Linked DNA regions of Homo sapiens: region 1 is linked to region 2. A link is a loop called in an ENCODE intact Hi-C map of the cell type or tissue named here. Cell type or tissue: endothelial cell of umbilical vein. All regions are shown on one strand. Links, peaks and the distances in the headings refer to the core of each region. The heading gives the core; the rest is flanking DNA. Region 1 overlaps MOGAT3 (monoacylglycerol O-acyltransferase 3). Region 2 overlaps TRIM56 (tripartite motif containing 56).

Region 1 (10,386 bases), core at 1,164-9,163, 97 kb before region 2:
CATGACTCGGTACCAAACATGGGGCCCGCTTACCCTAAGCTCCCTCCCACATCCGTGGAGACAGGACCATAATGCAAATAGCAGGGCCCTCGGTCTCAGAAGCCCTGGCTTCCCTCTCTGACCCCAACTCAAAGGCAAGACCTTGCACTTGTTTCTTTTTTTGTTATTGTTGTTGAGACAGAGTCTCGCTCTGTCGCCCAGGCTGGAGTGCAAAGGCGTGGTCTCGGCTCACTGCAACCTCCGCCTCCCGAGTAGTTGGGACTACAGGCGCCCACCACCACTCCGGGCTAATTTTTGTATTTTTAGTAGAGACGGGGTTTCACCATTTTGGCCAGGCTGGTCTCGAATTCCTGGCCTCAAGTGATCCGCCCACCTTGGCCTTCCAAAGTGCTGGGATTATAGGCGTGAGCCACCGTGCCCGGCCGGACTTGTTTCTTTACTTGCGAAGAGGGCTGATACCTACCTTGCCACGATGTTGTTATTGCAAAGACCGAATGAGAAAATGACTATGAGAAGGCCCACTACACAACTGTGTCTCAAGAAATGTGAGTCCCGGCTGGGCGTGGTGGTTCACACTTGCAATCCCAGTGCTTTGGGAGGCCAAGGCAGGAAGATCACTTGAAGCCAGGAGTTCAAGACCAGCCTGGGCAACATAGGGAGACATCATCTCTACAAAAATAAAATAAAATAAATTAGCCAAGTGTGGTAGTGCACGCCCGAAGTTTCAGCTATTCGGGAGGCTGAGGTGGGAGGATGGCTTGAGCGGAGAAGGTTGAGGCTGCAGTGAGCTATGATTGCACCACTGCCCTCCAGCCTGGGCAAGAGAGCAAGGCCTTGTCTCTTTTAAAATTTTTTAAATTATTTATTTTTTAAAATTTTCTAATTTTTAATTTTTGGAGATGGAGTCTTGCTCTGTCACCCAGGCTGGAGTGCAGTGGTGTGATCTCGGCTCGCTGCAACCTCCACCTCCCGAGTTCAAGCCTCTGAAGTACCTGGGACTACAGGTGCACGTCACCACGTCTGGCTAATTTTTGTATTTTTAGTAGAGATGGGGTTTCACCATATTGGTCAGGGTGGTCTCGAACTCCTGACCTCAGGTGATCCACCCACCTCAGCCTTCCAAGGTATTGGGATTACAGGCATGAGCCACCGCACCCAGCCTATTTATTTTTTGAGACAAAGTCTCACTCTGTCACCCAGACTGAAGTGCAGTGGTGTGATCTTAGCTCACTGCAACCTCTGCCTCCCAGGTTCAAGCGATTCTTGTGCCTCAGCCTCTGTAGTAGCTGGAATTACAGGTACCCACTTCCACACCTGGCTAATTTTTATGTTTTTGCAGAGACGGGGGTTTCACCATGTTGGCCAGGCTGGTCTCCAACTCCTGACCTCAAATGATCCTCCCACCGTGGCCTCCCAAAATGCTGGGATTACAGGTGTGGTTACAAGACCCTCTCTCTAAAACAAAGAAAAAGAAAGAGAAAGAAATGCGAGTCCTGTCTTCTAGATCTTTCTTTGTAGCCATAGTCATGTGCTTTGAATGACCCTGGGAGGTAGCATCTGGACGTAGTGGGAAGGACTTGTAGCCCCTGGGGGTGCCCATCTCGGAGCAGTCCAGCAGCCTGAGCCCCCTCTTCTCTCTTGCTCCTTCCCAGGGCGTCCCTGGTGCCCGTGTACTCCTTTGGGGAGAATGACATCTTTAGACTTAAGGCTTTTGCCACAGGCTCCTGGCAGCATTGGTGCCAGCTCACCTTCAAGAAGCTCATGGGCTTCTCTCCTTGCATCTTCTGGGGTCGCGGTCTCTTCTCAGCCACCTCCTGGGGCCTGCTGCCCTTTGCTGTGCCCATCACCACTGTGGGTGAGTGCCCACCTCCGGGGGGACGGCCACCAGCAGCTGCGTGGGCATCAGGGATCCCTCGCCCACCTGTCTCCCTCTCCCTGCAGTGGGCCGCCCCATCCCCGTCCCCCAGCGCCTCCACCCCACCGAGGAGGAAGTCAATCACTATCACGCCCTCTACATGACGGCCCTGGAGCAGCTCTTCGAGGAGCACAAGGAAAGCTGTGGGGTCCCCGCTTCCACCTGCCTCACCTTCATCTAGGCCTGGCCGCGGCCTTTCGCTGAGCCCCTGAGCCCAAGGCACTGAGACCTCCACCCACTGTGGACTCCATGCCTCCAATAAAAGGTAGTTCTGGGCCCAGCGCAGTGCCTCATGCCTGTAATCCCAGCACTTTGGGAGGCCAAGGTGGGAGGATCGTTTGAGCCCAGGAGTTGAAGACCAGCCTGGGCAACACAGTGAGACTTCATTTCTACAAAAATTAAAAAATAATGTTGTTAATTAGCCGGGCATGGTGGCATGTGCCTGTAATCCCAGCTATTTGGGAGGCTGAGGCAGGAGACTTGCTTAAACCCAGGAGGCGGAGGTTGCAGTGAGCTGAGATCACACCACAGTACTCCAGCCTGGGCAACACAGCGAGACTCAATCTCAAAAAAAAAAAAAAAAAAAAAAAAAAGACTGTTAAAGCTGTAGTAGGCTGGGCGTGGTGGCTCATGCCCATAATCCCAACACTTTGGGAAGCCGAGGCAGGTGGATCAACTGAGGTCAGGAGTTCAAGACCAGCCTGGCCAAAATGGCAAAACCCCCTCTCTACTAAAACTACAAAAATTAGCCGGGCATGGTGGCTCATGCCTATAATCCCAGCTACTCCGGAGGCTGAGGCAGGAGAATCGCTTGAACCCAGGAGGCAGAGGTTGCAGTGAGCCGAGATCACACCACTGCACTCCAGTCTGGGCAACAGAGCGAGATTCCATCTCAAAAAAAAAAAAATGTTGTTAAAGCTATAATCGTTCTGGAAGTGAACATGGCCAGGCATGACCTGCCCCCATCCTGATGTGCTACAAAGCTGCTGCCTTAGATTGGGTATCAGGACCCTGAACTGTCCTCCCAGTGAGAGTTCAGTCTGTGGCATGACCTTGGACAAGCCTCTTCCTTTTGCCTGTTTACTTCTTTGTCTGTAAATAAAGGCATCTGCTTAGCAAAGAGCTGTTGGGCATTGGGATGGAGTTAGGAGGGAGGATGCGTGGAGAGGCAGGCTTTGAAGAGTGAGCAGGATTTAGATGGAGGTGAAGTTAGGGTAGATGGCGGAATTCCAAGAGCTAAAGGTAAGAGCAGTCAAGGGCACTTAACAGGACGGGGAAATGGTACCATCCCCAGTGAAGGAAAAATAGAGTTAAGAACACAGCTGAGGCTGGGCGCGGTGGCTCACGCCTGTAATCCCAGCACTTTGGGAGGCTGAGGCGGGCGGATCACGAGGTCAGGAGATCGAGACCATCCTGGCTAACAAGGTGAAACCCCGTCTCTACTAAAAATACAAAAACTTAACCAGGCATGGTGGCGGGCGCCTGTAGTCCCAGCTACTGAGAGGTTGAGGCAGGAGAATGGCGTGAACCCGTGAGGCGGAGCTTGCAGTGAACCGAGATTGTGCCACTGCACTCCAACATGGGAGACAGAGCCAGACTCCGTCTCAAAAAAAAAAAAAAAAAAAAAAGCTTATGTCCTATGGCCGGCTGCTGTGGCTCACACCTATAATCCCAGCACTTTGGGAGGCTGAGGCAGGTGGATCACGAGGTCAAGAGATCAAGACCATCATGGCCAACATGGTGAAACCCCGTCTCTACTAAAAATACAAAAATTAGCTGGGCGTGGTGGTGCTCTCCTGTAGACCCAGCTACTCAGGAGGCTGAGGCAGGAGAATTGCTTGAACACGGGAGGCGGAGGTTGTGTTGAGCCAAGATCGCACCATTGCACTCCAGCCTGGGCAACAAGAGTGAAACTCCGGCTAAAAAGAAAAAAAAATGAAAAAAATGAAAAAAAAAATTCTAGAAATTAGCCAGGTGTGGTGGCTTATGATTGTCATCCCAGCTACTTGGGAGGTAGAGGTGGGAGACTCTCTTAAGCCTAGGAGGTCAAGGGTGCAGTGAGCCGAGATCGTGCCACGGCACTCCAGCCTGGGTAACGAAGCGAGACCCGTCTCAAACAGACAAACAAAAAGAGCCCTGGGGTGGTCACAGCATCCTCTGACTTTGGTCAATCCTATTTGCTGGCTGGCTTTGTGTATCCAGGACTTCATCAAGAATAACTCATTGAAATGTAATTGGAATGCCCTATATTTGCTTCTACCGTCCTATAAAATTTATTTGTGGGAAGAATTTTCCCTTTATTGCATGAAAATATGGGCAGTCCCATGACTTCCCTGGGTCATTCTCAGATAATAAGTTCTACATTCATTTTAAGTTGGAGCATAGAAATGTTTCGTTCAGGCCAGGCATGGTGGCTCATGCCTGTAAGCCCAGCACTTTAGGAGGCCGAGGCAGGAGGATCACCTAAGACCAGGAGTTCAAGACCAGCCTGGCCAACATAGTGAACCCCGTCTCTACCAAAAATACAAAAATTAGCTGGGCGTAGTGGCAGGTGTCTGTAATCCCAACTACTCCAGAGATTGAGGCAGGAGAATCGCTTGAACCCGGAGGCGGAGGTTGCAGTGAGCCGAGATTGCACCGCTGCACTCCAGCCTGGGCGACAGAGTAAGACTGTGTCAAAAAATAAAAACAAATAAAAATAAAAATAAATCAGCTCTGGGTTTGAGCAACCTCGGCCTGGATACCCTTGGAGTTCAGGCAGGCCTCGACGTGGCCACTTGTCCTTCCCCCTTTCCTGCCGTGGGAGCATCCAACCAGTCACAATCCGGCCAATAGATTTCTCCAGTGGGCACATTTTCCAGACACTGGGGATGGGCGGGGTATGGTAGTATGCATCTGTCATCCCAGAGTTTGAGAAGCCAAGGTGGGAGGATCGCTTGAGGCCAGGAGTTACAGGCTGAGCCAAGATTGCACCACAGCACCAGCCTGGGCAACAGAGCAAAACCCGTCTTTTATTTTATTTTATTTTATTTATTTATTTATGTTTTTTGAGATGGAGTCTCGCTCTGTCGCCCAGGCTGGAGTGCAGTGGCGCGATCTCCGCTGACTGCAAGCTCCGCCTCCCGGGTTCACGCCATTCTCCTGGCTCAGCCTCCCGAGTAGCTGGGACTACAGGCGTCTGCCACCACTCCTGGCTAATTTTTTGTATTTTTTTTTTAGTAGAGATGGGGTTTCACCGTGTTTGCCAGGATGGTCTCGATCTCCTGACCTCGTGATCCGCTCGCCTCGGCCTCCCAAAGTGCTGGGGTTACAGGCGTGAGCCACCAAGCCCGGCCCAAAATCCGTCTTTTGAAAAAGAGGAAGAAGGAACAGCATTCGCAGCTTTATGAGCTCAGCCTGCCGCTTTTCTTTCGGCGCCATTCTCTCCTGCCATCCTCCATGTGGCCACCAGAGGGCGGTCTCTACACAGAAGGCAAATCTGTCCCTCTCTTGCTTGAAGTCCTCGGGGGCTAGCCAGCCTCTGCCTACAGGCTGGGTCCAAGGTGCAGCCCCACCCAGGGCAGACGACCCAGAACTGCTTGTTCTTGCAAACCAGGCTGTGTTTCAGCCCTGGGCTTTACTCAGGCTGTCCCTTCCCACCTGAGGGACCCAGCACCTCTTATCTGGAAGGGGAGTTTCAAGACTCAGTTTAGGTTCCATTTCCAAGACACCTTCCCCAACCTGCCAACCTGCCAGGCTGGTCCAGGGCCCTCCTCGCCATCCCCATAGCTCTGCTTAAAGATCTATCACGACCTTCTCCAGCCTGGCCAACATGGTGAAAACCCATCTTTACTAAAAATACAAAAATTAGCTGGGCATGGTGACAGGTGCCCCTGATCCCAGCTACTTGGGAGGCTGGGGTCCGAGAACCACTTGAACCCGGGAGGCGAAGGTTGCAGTGAGCAGAGATTGCGCCACTGCACTCCAGCCTGGATGACAGAGTGAGACTCCATCTCAAAAAAAAAAAAAATCTGTCACGACCTTCTGTGTTTTTTTGTTTGTTTTGTTATTTTGTTTTTTTGACACAGGATCTAGCTTTGTCACCCAGGCTGGAGCGCAGTGGTTCTACCATGTTGCCCAGGCTGGTCTTGAACTCCTGGGCTGGAGTGATCATCCCACCTCGGCCTCCCAAAGCGCTGGGATTACAAGAGTGAGCTACCGTGCCCAGCCAACAAGAGTGAAGAGGCTGACCAACATGGCAAAACCCTGTCTCTACTAAAAATACAGAATTAGCCGGGCGTGGTGGTGCATGCCTGTAATCCGAGCTACTCAGGAGGCCGAGGCAGGAGAATCGCTTGAACCCGAGAGGCAGAAGTTGCAGTGAGCCGAGATTGTGCCATTGCACTCCAGCCTGGACAACAAGAGCGAAACTCCGTCTCAAAAATATATATATATAGCTCTCAAAGTTTTGGAATCTGGGACGTCCGAGATCAAAGCACCAGCCGAAATGTCGTCTGGAGAGGGTTCACTTCATCACGTGTGTCATCTTCTTGCCCTAACCTCACACGGAGAAGAGAGGAGGGTCTCTCTCAGGTCTCTTTTTTAATGGCACTGTGCTATTATCTATATATCCATTTATAGATCCTATATATAGGTCCGAGGTTCTTGGCTCATAACTCCCAAAGCCCTTGTTATTTCCTAAGTAACTAAAACAATCGGCCCTTCTCTTGTTAGAGTAGTTGGCCTATGTCCTCAATTCCCGAAGCAACTTCGGAACAGCTTCAGAGCGATAAAAGTGAAAGACAGTCTTTTGTTAGAACGTGGGGGCACTTTTGGCCTCAGAAGCAGGCTTCAGAAAACACAATCTGTCTGTCTCTGACCTCCTCCTGGCCTCCTCTCTCCTGCTCCTTTTTCTCACCTAGGCAGGCCATAGAAACTAAAAATATACGGAATCTTCTTCCCTCGCCGTTCTGTCTGAAGCTGGTTATTAAGAGATGCTCTGACCTACCTTGTCTGCTTGTGGGTCATGAGACCCTCATTTCAGAAAGGGTCCTGCCCCATCCCCTGGAGGAAGGAACACTACACAGAGAGAGGCCGAGGAGAATCTGAACAGACAGGCCTGGCTGGGCTTCCCCACTCGGTGTGTTAGTATTAGGTGGTACCCTTTTTGTCCAATCACATTTTTTTTTTTTTTTGAGACAGAGTTTTGCTCTTGTTGCCTAGGCTGGAGTGCAATGGCACGATCTCGGCTCACCACAACCTCTGCCTCCCAGGTTCAAGCAATTCTCCTGCCTCAGCCTCCTGAGTAGCTGGGATTACAGGCATGCACCACCACACCTGGCTAATTTTGTATTTTTAGTAGAGACAGGGTTTCTCCATGTTGGTCAGGCTGGTCTCGAACTCCCGACCTCTAGTGATCCGCCCACCTTGGCCTCCCAAAGTGCTGGGATTACAGGCGTGAGCCACCACGCCCCAGCTTCCAATCACACTTCTACACTGGTGTCAATCATGCCTATCCAAGGAAGCCCCTGTAAAAGACCTGAGGACTGGGTTTGGAGAGCTTCTGGATAGGTGAGAATGTGGAGGTTCTTGGAGGGTGGTGCACTCTGGGAGGACATGGAGTTCCAAACCCCACTCCCCATGCCTCACCCTAGGCATGTCTTCATCTGTATAGTTTTGTTTTCTTTTTTCTGAGACAGGGTCTCACTCTGTCACCCGGGCTGAAATGCAGCCTCCACCTCCCAGGTTCAAGCAATCCTCCTGCCTCAGCCTCCCAAGTAGCTGGGATTACAGGCATGTGCCACCATGCCTGGTTAATTTTTGTATTTTTAATAGAGATGGGGTTTGGCCATGTTGGCCAGGCTGGTCTTGAACTCCTGGCCTCAAGTGATCTTCCTGCCTTGGTCTCCCAAAGGGCTGGGATTACAGGCATGAGCCCAGCCCTGTTTTTGTTTGTTTGTTTTTGTTTTTGAGACAGGCTGTCACTCTGTCTCTCAGGCTGGAGTGCAGTGGCACCATCACAGCTCACTGCAACCTCCGCCTCCCCGGCCTAAGTGATCCTCCTGCTTCAACCTGTCAAGTAGACTGGACTATAGGCGTGCACCACCATGCCTGGCTAATTTTTTGTATTATTTTTTGTACAGACAGGGTTTCACCATGTTGCACAAGCTGGTCTCGAACTCCTGAGCTCAAGTAATCCTTCCTCCTTGGCCTCCCAAAGTGCTAGGATTACAGACTTGAGCCACTGCCTCTGGCCGATCCGTATCCTTTGTTTTTGTTTGTTTGTTTGTTCATTTTATTTATTTATTTTTAGAGATGGAGTCTTGCTATGTTGCCCAGGCTGGTCTCAAACTCCTAGCCTCAAGCAGTCCTCCCACCTCAGCCTCCCAAAGTGCTGAGATTACAGGCATGAGTCACCACACCTGGCCCATCTGTAACCTTTGTAATATCCTTTATAATAAACAGGTGAATATAAGTGAGTGATTCTCTGAGTTCTGTGAGTCGTGCTAGCAAATTAATTGAACCCAACAGGGGGTCATGGGACCCCCAGTATATAGCCGGTCAGTCAGACGTGCAGGTAGAATAACCTGAGGCTTGTGAGTGGCATTGGTAGTGGGGGACAGTCTTGTGGGACTGAGCCTCCACGTGGGATCTATCACTACCTCCAGGTAGTGTCCAGATTGAACTGGGTTGAAAGACACCGGCTGCAGAATTGATTGCTTACTTGGTGTGTGGGGAAAAAACCCCCACACATTTGGCCACAAGATTCTTTTTTTTTCTTTCCCTTCCTTCCTTTTTCCTTCCTTCCCTTCTTCCCCTCCCCTTCCTCTCTTTCTCTCTTTTCTTTTTTCCTTTCTTTCTGTCTTTTCACTGAATCTCGCTCTGTTACCCAGGTTGGAGTGCAATGGTGGGATCTCGGCTCACTGCAACCTCCTCCTGCCGAGTCCAAGCAATTCTCCTGTCTCAATTTCCCGAGTACCTGGGATTATAGGTGTATGCCACCACGCCCGGCTAATTTTTTTTTTTTTTTGAGATGGAGTCTCACTCTGTTGCCCAGGCTGGAGTGCAATGGCCCAAACTTGGCTCACCGCAACCTCCGCCTCCCGGGTGCAAGCGATTCTCCGGCCTCAGCCTTCCGAGTAGCTGAGACTACAGGCGCACACCACCACACCCAGCTAATTTTTGTATTTTTAGTAGAGATGGGGTTTCACCATGTTGGCCAGGATAATCTTGAACTCCTGATCTCGTGATCCACCCGCCTTGGCCTCCCAAAATGCTGGGATTACAGGCGTAAGCCACCGCGCCCAGCCGGGCTAATTTTTGTAATTTCAGTAGAGATGGGTTTTCACCATGTTGGCCAGGCTGGTCTCGAACTCCTGATCTCAAGCAATCTGCCTGCCTCAGCCTCCCAAAGTGCTGGGATTACAGGTGTGAGCCACCGTGCCCAGCCTTAATTTTCTTTTAATCTGTAGATTTCCTCTCCGTCTCTCTCTGTCTCTTCTTCCAACTTATTTGTGGAAGAAATGAGATTGTTCTGTAAATTTTCACTGCAACCTCCGCCTCCCAGGTTCAAGCTATTCTCCTGCCTCAGCCTCCCAAGTAGCTGGGATTACAGGTGTGCCCCACCACGCCTAGCTAATTTTTGTATTTTTAGTAGAGATGGAGTTTCACCATGTTGGCCAGGCTAGTCTCGAGTGATCCACCCGCCTCAGCCTCCCAAAGTGCTGGGATTACAGACATGAGCCACCACACCTGGCTAAAACTATATATATTTATCATATACAAAGTGATACTTTGAAATATGTATTCTCTCTGGTTTTGTGTATGTTAAATATTCTCCAGATAAAAAAGTGTTGGGCTTTTTTTTTTTTTTTTTTTTTTTTTTTTAGATAGGATCTCGCTCTGTCACCCAGGCTGCAGTGTGCAGTGGCACGATCAGGGCTCACTGCAGCCTTGACTTGTTGGGCTCAAGCAATCCTCCCACATCATCCTCCTGAGTAGCTGGGACTGCAGGTGTGCACCACCACACCTGGCTACTTTTAAAATTTTTTTGTAGAGACAAAGTCTTGCTATGTTGCCCAGGCTGGTCTAGCCTAGGCCAGGCATGGTGGCTCACACCTGTAATCCCAGCACTTTGGGAGGCTGAGGCAGGTGGATCACCTGAGGTCAGGAGTTCGAGACCAGCCTGATCAACATGGAGAAACCCTGTCTCTACTAAAAATTCAAAATTAGCTGGGCATGGTGGCACATGCCTGTAGTCCCAGCTACTCAGGAGGCTGAGGGAGGAGAATTGCTTGAACCCGGGAGGCGGAGGTTGTGGTGGGCCAAGATAGCGCCATTTGCACTCCAGCCTGGGCAACAAGAGTGAAACTCCATCTCAAAAATAAAATAAAATAAAATAAACAAATAAATAAATAAAACAGTGGTTTTTTTTTTTTTTTTTTTAGACCGAGTCTCGCTCTGTCGCCCAGGCTGGAGTCCCATGGTGCAAT
Region 2 (10,386 bases), core at 1,093-9,092:
TAGATACGGCTGTTTCCAAGTGTGAAGGAAGGTTTTCTGAGTTGGCCCCTGAGCAAAAATATCAACCCCCGAGAAACCCATTCCCCAACCCCCAGAAGCAGGGAAGGACGCCGTGGCCATCTGCCCAGCCATGTACCTGGCCTGCGCCACGTCCCTCCTTCTCCTCTTCTCCGGCATGGGCTTCGTTGCTGTGCTTGGGAGGTCAATCTAACCCCACGGAAAGAGTGAAGAGGAGGGAGGAGCAGAGTCTCTTGTTGCAGATACGGCTGCTCACCAAGGCTGTGGGGAGCAGACGTGACCCCTGCGTTTCTGGGGCTGTGACTGCACTAGTGCAAAGGAGGAGAGATCGGGTCTGAGGGAGGAGGCTTGGCCACATGGCTAAGAACCTGAGGCCCGTGTGTGTCCGACCGCAGAGGCAGATGCTCCGCCTTGGGGTTAGGAGCTGGGAACAGGCCGTTCTCCCTACAGTCACTGCTCACATGGACCACAGCGATCTCTCCTGCCATCGGCCCCCTCAGCTGCTGACTCATGCTCCCCAGGGTTGGCAGAGGCGCCGGTCCAACTAGCTGAGTCATCAGAGGATGAATTGCAGAATTCTTATTCAGGCTGTCACCGGCAGCCGAGGGCCCTCTCCCCCGCCAAGCCATTCAAAGCATTCCCTCCCCGCTTGTCATTGTGTCTCTCCATCTCCGTCTTGGGGGCCTTGAACAGGATGCCAGCAGGGTGCATGGTGTGTCTCTGAGCACCCCCCTTAGGTCAAAATTCCAGACCTCTCCTAATAGGGACCAGGGCCTGGTTTATTAGCACGGGGCAGCATCTCAGATCTTTTTTTTTTTTTTTTTTGAGATGGAGTTTCACTGTTGTTACCCAGGCTGGAGTGCAAAGGTGCCATCTTGGCTCACTGCAACCTCTGCCTCCCGGGTTCAAGCAATTCTCCTACCTCAGCCTCCCAAGTAGCTGGGATTAAAGGCATGCGACACCACACCTGGCTAATTTTGTATTTTTAGTAGAGACGGGGTTTCACCATGTTGGTCAGGCTGGTCTTCAACTCCCAATCTCAGGTGATCTGCCCACCTTGGCCTCCCAAAGTGCCGGGATTACAGGCGTGAGCCACTGTACCCGGCTTAGCATCTCAGATCTTATTTCATCCACTCACTCATCTTATAAATGAGGAAACAGAGATACAGATAGGCTCAAGTGACTCGGCCAGGATTTGAGCTGCTTGAGAAGGCAGAGAACTGGGCATTGGGTGCTAGGAAGGGCAGCTTTGGAGTCAGACAGTTCTCAGTCTAAATTGAAATCGACTTATTCTGAGCAAGCCTCGCCAAGCCTCGGTTGGTTTTCTCATATGTAACAGAATGTGAAGGCTTCTGGGAGTCAATGGATGGGGAGCAGGCGAAGGCAAGATCTCAGCCACTGCTATCGGTTCTCCTGTATTTGATGGGGAGGCCAGAGGCTGAGATCATTCCTCTTCCTCTTTGGGAAAACTTGGAGGGGAGAGGAAGGAAGCTTTTTTGGGGGCTCTTGGATACCAGGTTAGGGGAGTGGGTTTGGCCAGTAGGTAGATGTTCCTAGAACCCGCCCCCCCTGCAGGGAGGACCCCAAATGCCACAGGCTGGAAAGTACCCACAGATGCAGCTGGATGCGGCGGCTCACGCCTGTAATCCCAGTGCTTTGGGAGGCCGAGGCGGACAGATCGCTTGAGCCCAGGAGTTTGAGAGCAGCCTGACCAACATGGCAAAATGCCATCTCTACAAAAATTAGCCAGGTATGGTCGTGAGTGCCTGTAATCTCAGCTACTTGAGGGACTGAGACAGGAGAATCATTTGAGCCCTGGAGGTTGAGGCTGCAGTGAGCCGAGATCGCACCACTGCCCTCCAGCCTGGGCGACAAAGTGAGACCCTGTCTCAAAAAACAAAATAAAAAATAAAAAAAGGGGGCTAGGTACGGTGGCTCACGCCTGTAATCCCAGCACTTTGGGAGGACAAGGCAGGCAGATCACAAGGTCAGGAGCTGGAGACCAGCTTGGCTAATATGGTGAAATCTTGTCTCTACTAAAAATACAAAAATTAGCAGGGGATGGTGGTGGGTGCCTGTAATCTCAGCTACTCGGGAGGCTGAGGCAGGAGAATCACTTGAACCCGGGAGGTGGAGGTTGCAGTGAACCGAGATTACGCCACTGCACTCCAGCCTGGATGACAGAGAGAGACTCCGTCTCAAAAAAATAAATAGAAAAAATAGAAAAGGGAAGGTACCCACAGGTGCTTGTTTGGCTTCCACAAACCCCAAAACAAAGCCCCACGTGGTGGGCACAGCCACCATGACCTGGGTCCCTCATGTACTTCCTGCATATCACACCTGCGTGTGCCCAGGTGGAGCCCTGCATGCGCCAGCATGGGCCAGATCACCTACTGGTTCCCACCCAGAAGGTGCATGCTTCTGCAATGTCCCCAAGGAATCTGTGTGGCCACCCTGGGAGCTACCTACCATTGGGTGGCTTTGATGACCTGATTTCCTTCACTATCTGGGCCTGGTTGTTAAAGGTTCCCTGTATCCAGCCGGGTGCAGTGGCTCACGCCTGTAATCCCAGCACTTTGGGAGGCTGAGGCGGGTGGATCACTTGAGGTCAGGAGTTCTAGACCAGCCTGGTCAACATGGTGAAACCCCGTCTCTACCAAAAGTACAAAAATTAGCCAGGCGTGTTGGCTTGTGCCTATAATCCCAGCTACTCAAGAGGCTGAGGCAGGAGAATTGCTTGAACCTGGGAGGTGGAGGTTGTAGTGAGCCAAGATCGTGCCACTGCACTCCAGCCTGGACGACAAGAGCGAAACTCCGTCTCAAAAAAAAAAAAAAAGGTTCCCCGTATCCATAAACCCTTCTGAGAAAAGGTTCCAATTTTTCAAAAGAACTTTATTAAGAAACAGAGGAAAGATACAAAATTCCCATCTGAGAAAGGTTCCCATTTTTCAAAAGAACTTTATTAAGAAACACAGAAAAGATACAAAATCCATAACCAAAGGAACTGAAGAGTTTACAGCACACTGGGTTTAGCCCATGGCAATGTAGAGAAATGGGCTGGGCTGGCGCTCAGTCACTAGGCACCGACGTCCTGATTCCTCGTCTTTGACCCAGTGTCCCTTGGTTGCTAAGTCAACCAGTTCTAACTTTCTCTGGAGACAAGTCAGGCTGCCCTCCCAAACCTCCTTCCTAATGTCTTTATACACAGGCCCTCTTCCATCTGGTCCCTAAGATTTCTCACCCAGCACCTCAGGTGAGATCTAGTCTGATGTTGCTGTACTTTGTATACTGCTCCAATCACAGGAGTCTGCAGTTTCTAGAAAATCTATTTTTGCTCCTGTCCTGATCCATTTCATAAACTGCATTCACAATCCAGTTGGGTAGTCTAATTTTGCTACCTTTGGTCAAGTTACCTACTTTCCCAAGTCTGCATCTGAACTTGGTCTTTCTCCTGCTAACAACGTATTCCTAGGTACTCTCTCTGGCAGTTCTCTGCCCCAGTTCATCCAAGACCTTCTCCCCAATACAGAAGTCCGCACCCCTTTCCAATCTCCCACTTAATTTATGGGATAGCCCTAGTTCTCTGCTTACCTTTCAAGGAGAGACAATCAGAGACCTTGATCTTGGCACTCGCCTGTTCAACCCTGCCCAGCTCAGGTCAGCAACCTCATCGGTTTCCTTGCAAAACTTTTGACTTCTGCCTTGGACTTTCGCCCCTTAGAATTTTATTTCTGCAGATTTAGAATATGGCATTGCTTTATAGATACCGTAATAATAAGGCTAAAATAGAAGGAGAGCTACTCCCTTTCCAAATGATATTTTCTCTAAACTCTCAAAAGATTGGGCCACTCTTGCCATTTTTCACTTTTTCTAAATGTCTACTCTTATGGGTCCTTAACTAATACGGTCTGATTCTTAGCTGGCTTTTAAGAATGGCATTACATTTCAGCAAGCTGGCCATTGGTCCCTTCTATTCCTGAAGTCACTGTTGTGACTTCAGATAAGGCTTCTTCAAGTAACTGCTGGAAAGCAAAACAAAATGGTCTCCTCTGAAGGAGAAGCTGATTTGCAGAAAGCTCTACTCGGGTGTTCCAGAGCTTTCACTCACAACACATGTACCTAACATCCTCATACACGCTTATGCTGATGGAGGGGTATCAGGTGGGTACAAGTCAGTTGAAACTTTTCCTAACCAACACCTTGTATTTGAGCTTTATGGTGTCCGAAATACTTCTCTACATTTCTCATCCAGTCCTCACAGCAGCTCTGTGAAGTGGGCATGTGGATGTCATTATCCCAATGTTACTGATGTACAAACTGAGGCTCAGAGAGGTTAAGGCACTAGACCAAGATCACACAGCTGTTTAGTGCAGAGCCAACACTCAACCCAGGTCTCTGCTCCCTCATTCTCTTCCCATTTCTTGACACCAAGAATACGAAAGAGGTTTTCTACTTCCCTCTTCCCTACCCAAACAGGATTTTCTTTTCACTGGTCCATCCACGCACAACCTAGTCAGTTCCGAACAGGAAAAGGAACAATTTATCAAGTTAATTGTCACAATCCCAGGTGTGGTGCAGTGGGCTGGGGTAAAACATTTTGCTGTATCTTTCATGATGTTCCTGATTTCTCTCTTTTTTTTTTTTCTTTTTGAGACAGGGTCTCACTCTGTTGCCCAGGCTGGAGTGCAGTGGTACGATCTCAGCTCGCTGCAACCCCTGCCTCCCGGGCTCAAGCGATTCTCCCACCTCAGCCTCCTGAGTAGCTGGGATTACAGGCATGTGCCACCACGCCTGGCTAATTTTTGTATTTTTAGTAGAGATGGGGGTTTCACCATGTTGGCTAGGCTGGTCTCGAACTCCTGACCTCAGGTCATCCACCCGCCTCAGCCTCCCTAAGTGCTGTGATTACAAGCGTGTTCCTGGTCTCTTTGTATCTGCGATATAACTGGGAACTCTGCCTTAGTCCTGAGCAGGGCTTTCTATCAGGTCCCCAGGCCACTCAGTTACGGTGTTGGAGATTTTACCTCCAAATTATGCTCAATGCAACACTTCCCATCCATGCTTCTCATTTTCCAGTGTCCTTTGCTGCTCTCGCCCCCCTCACCTCTTTACGAAGAAAACTTAATATTTCCCTCCATCTTACAATGCCCTGTGGATTCTTACAGCTTCCCGAGAAGCCACTTGGCATCCCCATCTCTAGGGCGCCTGTGGGACTATCTTCTTGCAGCCAGGTGACGTTTCATTTCTGAAGGTTTCTATTGTTTTGCCCCCTGGGTGGGCCACGTGGCTAGAATCATTTCACCAGCCAGGACCACTGCCCATGGCTCCCATGCAACTCCGGAGAGCTGCTGTTTCCACCCCAAGGTGTGCGATCCCCTACAGTACACGGTTCCCAGTTACCCCCTCCACATGCACAGAAGCGGGACACCCCGATCTCATCTCTCCCTCTTTTATCCCCCCCTTAGGAAACCAGGTTTTGCTCTGTCACTCAGGCTGGAGTGCAGTGGCACAATCAGAGCTCACTGCAGCCTTGAACTCCTGGGCTCGAGCAATCTTCTGCCTCAGCCTCCCGAGCAGCTGGGACTACGGGTGCATGCCACCACCTCTGGCTAATTTAAAAATTTTTTTGTAGAGATGGGGTCTTGCTATGTTGCCCAGCCTAGTCTTGAACTCCTGGCCTCAAGACATCCTCCCGCCTTGGCCACGCAAAGTGCTGAGATAACAGGAGTGACCACTGCACCTGGCTCAGTCTCATTTTTTTTTTTTTTTTTTGACGCGGAGCCCAGCCTTGGGAGGCAGATGCGAACCGTGTCCACAGTGCCCCCTACTGGAGATTCCCCACAAGCCGAGGTTTTGGAGGTGGGAAAGCTTTGGAGAGTCATACCAGTCTCATCCTTGTCTAGATAGTAATTCACTTCACAGACATTCACTGAGCACCTACTATGAGGTATCACAGTGCTGGCTCTGCAGACAGAGCTGCAATGAAGACAGACACCGTTCCCTGCCCCCCTCCCCCCGCCCCCATGTAGCTGATCCCTATTCTAGTTGGTCCTGTAGAAACTCCACTTGGTTTCCAGTTGGTCTGAGTTATTTGGTGAACTCAACAAAACTTCCCCCGCCTTCCAGACACTCCACGATAATTCGATCACCTGGCAGGGGGGACCCCGACCTTTGCAAACCTTCCCAGAGCGGTTCCTTGGACTGCCACCCTGCCCCAATGGCCCTGCCTCCTGGCTGAGCCCCGGCCGGGTGGGATCCTCCTCCCTGGCTCCTGCCTCTTCTTTCATAGGACAATCTCATTCGTTCTGACACCTTCATTCTCAAACCCAGTAGTTATTGAGTATTACTTATAAAGGTGTATTTCCTTGAAGCAAATAATCAAGCATGTATGTTATGTAATGGATAATAAAAACTGAAGTAGAAATGTACACGTATGAATAATAGCACAAAATAATGAAAAACAAACAAAAAACAAAACAAAAAAAACCCCAATCTCCCAAATTAATGACTATTTACAAATTCCGAACCTATTTCTACTCAGTAATTATTTAGACAGATGTTTTCCTTGTTACTATCACTATTTGATCATAATTCCTGATTCTCCGTTTTTGAGGATTATGACTGTATCACGTAACTATTTCTTCTCAATAGTTTTCATAGTTGTCATACACAAAGAAAGGCTCATTCCCCTAATAAACCACAATCTAGTTAGCTGTCACCCTGCAGCCGAACAGTTTCCAGTTCTTGCCTGTAATATACAGAGCAGCCTCAAATGTCTGTATGCAAATATTTTTTCTCTTACATTATTTTCCCAGAATGTATTCCCCAAAGTGAGACAACTGATTCTTATAATCATTTTTGTCATTCTTGCAAAGTCTAGCCAAATTATTCTCCAGGATCATTTTTATAGTGCCAGGAGTCTATTTCTCCGCAAGATTTCTCACCCATTTATTTAACATTTATTTTTGACCACTGCAAGTGGATTTAATTATTTATTTATTATTTTTTTGAGACAGAGTCTCACTGTGACACCCAGGCTGGAGTGCAATGGGGTGAACTCGGCTCGCTGCACCCTCTGCCTCCCAGGTTCAAGCGAGTCTCCTGCCTCAGACTCCCCAGTAGCTGGGATTACAGGCATGCGCCACCACACCCGGGTAATTTTTGTATTTTTAGTAGAGATGGGGTTTCACCGTAGTGGCCAGGCTGGTCTCAAACTCCTGACCTCAGGTGATCCACCCACCTCAGCCTCCCAAAGTGCTGGGATTACAGGTGTGAGCCACCGCGTCCAGCCTTTCTTTTTTTTTTTTTTAATTATTATTATTTTTTATTTTACTAGTCCTTGCCTGCATACATTTCCTCCAGGGTACAGAGCTTATGTGGTTCTTTGACCAAATACTGTTCTAGTCATTGCATGTATTAGAGACCAAGGCTTTCCTCGTCAAATCAATTCTGCATGGTTTTCCCATCTTCTTGGTTTTCTTTTTTTTTTTTTTTTTTTAATTTTTTATTGATCATTCTTGGGTGTTTCTCGCAGAGGGGGATTTGGCAGGGTCATAGGACAATAGTGGAGGGAAGGTCAGCAGATAAACAAGTGAACAAAGGTCTCTGGTTTTCCTAGGCAGACGACCCTGCGGCCTTCCGCAGTGTTTGTGTCCCTGGGTACTTGAGATTAGGGAGTGGTGATGACTCTTAAGGAGCATGCTGCCTTCAAGCATCTGTTTAACAAAGCACATCTTGCACCGCCCTTAATCCATTTAACCCTGAGTGGACACAGCACATATTTCAGAGAGCACGGGGTTGGGGGTAAGGTCTTAGATTAACAGCATCCCAAGGCAGAAGAATTTTTCTTAGTACAGAACAAAATGAAGTCTCCCATGTCTACTTCTTTCTACACAGACACGGCAACAATCTGATTTCTCTATCTTTTCCCCACCTTTCCCCCTTTTCTATTCCACAAAACCGCCATCGTCATCATGGCCCGTTCTCAATGAGCTGTTGGGTACACCTCCCAGACGGGGTGGTGGCCGGGCAGAGGGGCTCCTCACCTCCCAGACGGGGCGGCCGGGCAGAGGCGACCCCCCACCTCCCGGACGGGACAGCGGCCGGGCGGAGGCGCCCCCCACCTCGCTCCCGGGCGGGGCGGCTGGCCGGGCGGGGACTGATCCCCCACCTCCCTCCCGGAAGGCGCGGCTGGCCGGGCGGGGGCTGACCCCCCACCTCCCTCCCGGACGGCGCGGCTGGCCGGGAGGGGGCTGACCCCCCACCTCCCTCCCGGACGGGGCGGCTGCCGGGCGGAGGGGCTCCTCACTTCTCAGACGGGGCGGCTGCCAGGCGGAGGGGCTCCTCACTTCTCAGACGGGGCGGCTGGGCAGAGACGCTCCTCACCTCCCAGACTGGGTCGCGGCCGGGCAGAGGCGCTCCTCACATCCCAGACGGGGCGGCGGGGCTGAGGTGCTCCCCACATCTCAGATGATGGGCAGCCGGGCAGAGACACTCCTCACTTCCTAGATGGGATGGCGGCCAGGAAGAGGCGCTCCTCACTTCCCAGACTGGGCAGCCGGGCAGAGGGGCTCCTCACATCCCAGACAATGGGCGGCCAGGCAGAGACACTCCGCACTTCCCAGAGGGGGTGGCGGCCGGGCAGAGGCTGTAATCTCGGCACTTTGGGAGGCCAAGGCGGGCGGCTGGGAGGTGGAGGTTGTAGCTAGCCGAGATCACGACACTGCACTCCAGCCTGGGCAACATTGAGCACCGAGTGAACGAGACTCCGTCTGCAATCCCGGCACCTCCGGAGGCCGAGGCTGGCGGATCACTCGCGGTTAGGAGCTGGAGACCAGCCCGGCCAACACAGTGAAACCCCGTCTCCACCAAAAAAATACGAAAACCAGTCAGGCGTGGCGGCGCGCGCCTGCAATCGCAGGCACTCGGCAGGCTGAGGCAGGAGAATCAGGCAGGGAGGTTGCAGTGAGCCGAGATGGCAGCAGTACAGTCCAGCTTCGGCTCGGCATCAGAGGGAGACCGTGACCATGGAAAGAGAGGCAGAGGGAGACCGTGGGGAGAGGGAGAGGGAGAGGGACCTTGGTTTTCTTTCTTTTCTTTTTCTTTTTTTTTGAGATGGAGTTTCATTCTTGTTACCCAGGCTGGAGTGCAATGGTGCGATCTGAGCTCACTGCAACTTCCACCTCCTGGGTTCAAATGATTCTCCTGCCTCAGCCTCCCAAGTAGCTGGGATTACAGACGCCCGCTCCCACGCCTAGCTAATTTTTGTATTTTTAGTAGAGATGGGGTTTCTCCATGTTGGCCAGGCTGGTCTCGAACTCCTGACCTTGAGTGATCCACCCACCCCAGCCTCCCAGAGTGCTGGGATTACAGGCTTGAGTCACCGTGCCTGGCGCTTGGTTTTCTTATAATCTTCATTATTCTTTGCTGTGCCTACCTTTGTAATTTGTAGATAATGGAATGTGTCCACCCGGACTTTGATGATGTCCTGCATTGTTTCAATAAACAAGAAATGGTTTTCCCAGAAAGGGATTTTCTTTTCCCTCTACCTATGCCCTGCACATTCCATCTGGACTTGTCCAAAATCCCTCTGGTTCCCACGAATGCCCCACTGTCCACAGTCCCCACATTAAGACCCCCTTCTGCCATCTCTCAACAGCCCCTGGCTAAAAACATTCTCCAAGCCTACTTGCCCCCTCAATTCTACCACTGCCACCACTTATGAAAAGGTCCGGTGGTCACAGCCCACCTCCGACGGGTTCCTCCCTTCTGGTTTGACACCTCTATCCGTCGCAGCCCCATTGCACCTTCTAGGTTTTCTTGGCACCTCCAAGTTCCACTTGGCCTGCAGGGTTTAGCTGTTTCCCCAGCAATAGTGGCCCACAGAGGACAACCTTCCTTCACCCCCTAGTTCAGCCGAGTGAAGGCCAACATATCTCAAAAGGAATTTTGCTGGAAAATGAAGAGAAGGCAACACATAGACCCTGGGAAATGGAAAGACACCGAAGCAGAAGCGTTGGAGCCTAGAGATTTTTCTATCCTATGTACCTCTTCCCTCAGACTGGCTCCGTGGCTGCGTGGAGGGCTCCCCTGCTCTGACACTCATAACTTGGTATTTATTTATTTATTTATTTATTTATTTATTTATTTATTTTAACACTTGATCTTAGCTGAGAAGTGATGGATAACCTGCTTTTTCTGTTGTTTCTGTTTTTTTTTTTTTTTTTTTTTTTCGAGATGGGGTCTGGAATGCAGTGGTGCGATCATAGCTCACTGCAGACTCAAACTCCTCGGCTCAAGGGATCCTCCCACCTCAGCCTCCTGAGTAGCTACGTTGAAAGGCATATGCTACTACACGCAGCTAATTTT

Evidence for each region. A loop is a pair of places that touch in the nucleus more often than their neighbours do. Peaks named below come from ENCODE experiments on the same cell type or tissue, not always from the same donor. Only the 100,000 strongest peaks of a DNase experiment are listed, where the experiment ranks them.
Region 1: a loop joins it to region 2, with 9 times the contacts of the local background. A loop is called at or near these places in 6 of 110 quality-filtered maps.

What each region holds. Positions count from the first base shown.
Region 1 is chr7:101,187,656-101,198,041 of GRCh38, reverse strand. It overlaps MOGAT3 (monoacylglycerol O-acyltransferase 3), which reads left to right. Exons shown (of 7, transcript NM_178176.4): 6 at 1,653-1,855; 7 at 1,942-3,035. The coding sequence ends at 2,096. Among named protein-coding and RNA genes, the nearest start is that of MOGAT3, 8.2 kb to the left of the region's middle. RefSeq lists an enhancer at 1,871-2,371. In endothelial cell of umbilical vein, for the core only: a CTCF peak has its summit at 5,372 (motif pointing right); a DNase peak (open chromatin) is centred at 5,381.
Region 2 is chr7:101,090,471-101,100,856 of GRCh38, reverse strand. It overlaps TRIM56 (tripartite motif containing 56), which reads right to left. Exons shown (of 3, transcript NM_030961.3): 3 at 2,890-10,386. Among named protein-coding and RNA genes, the nearest start is that of TRIM56, 10 kb to the right of the region's middle. RefSeq lists cis regulatory regions at 520-530, 565-575 and enhancers at 453-597, 498-642, 395-689, 50-757, 758-1,465. In endothelial cell of umbilical vein, for the core only: a CTCF peak has its summit at 5,843 (motif pointing left); a DNase peak (open chromatin) is centred at 5,836; H3K27ac peaks cover 1,707 bases.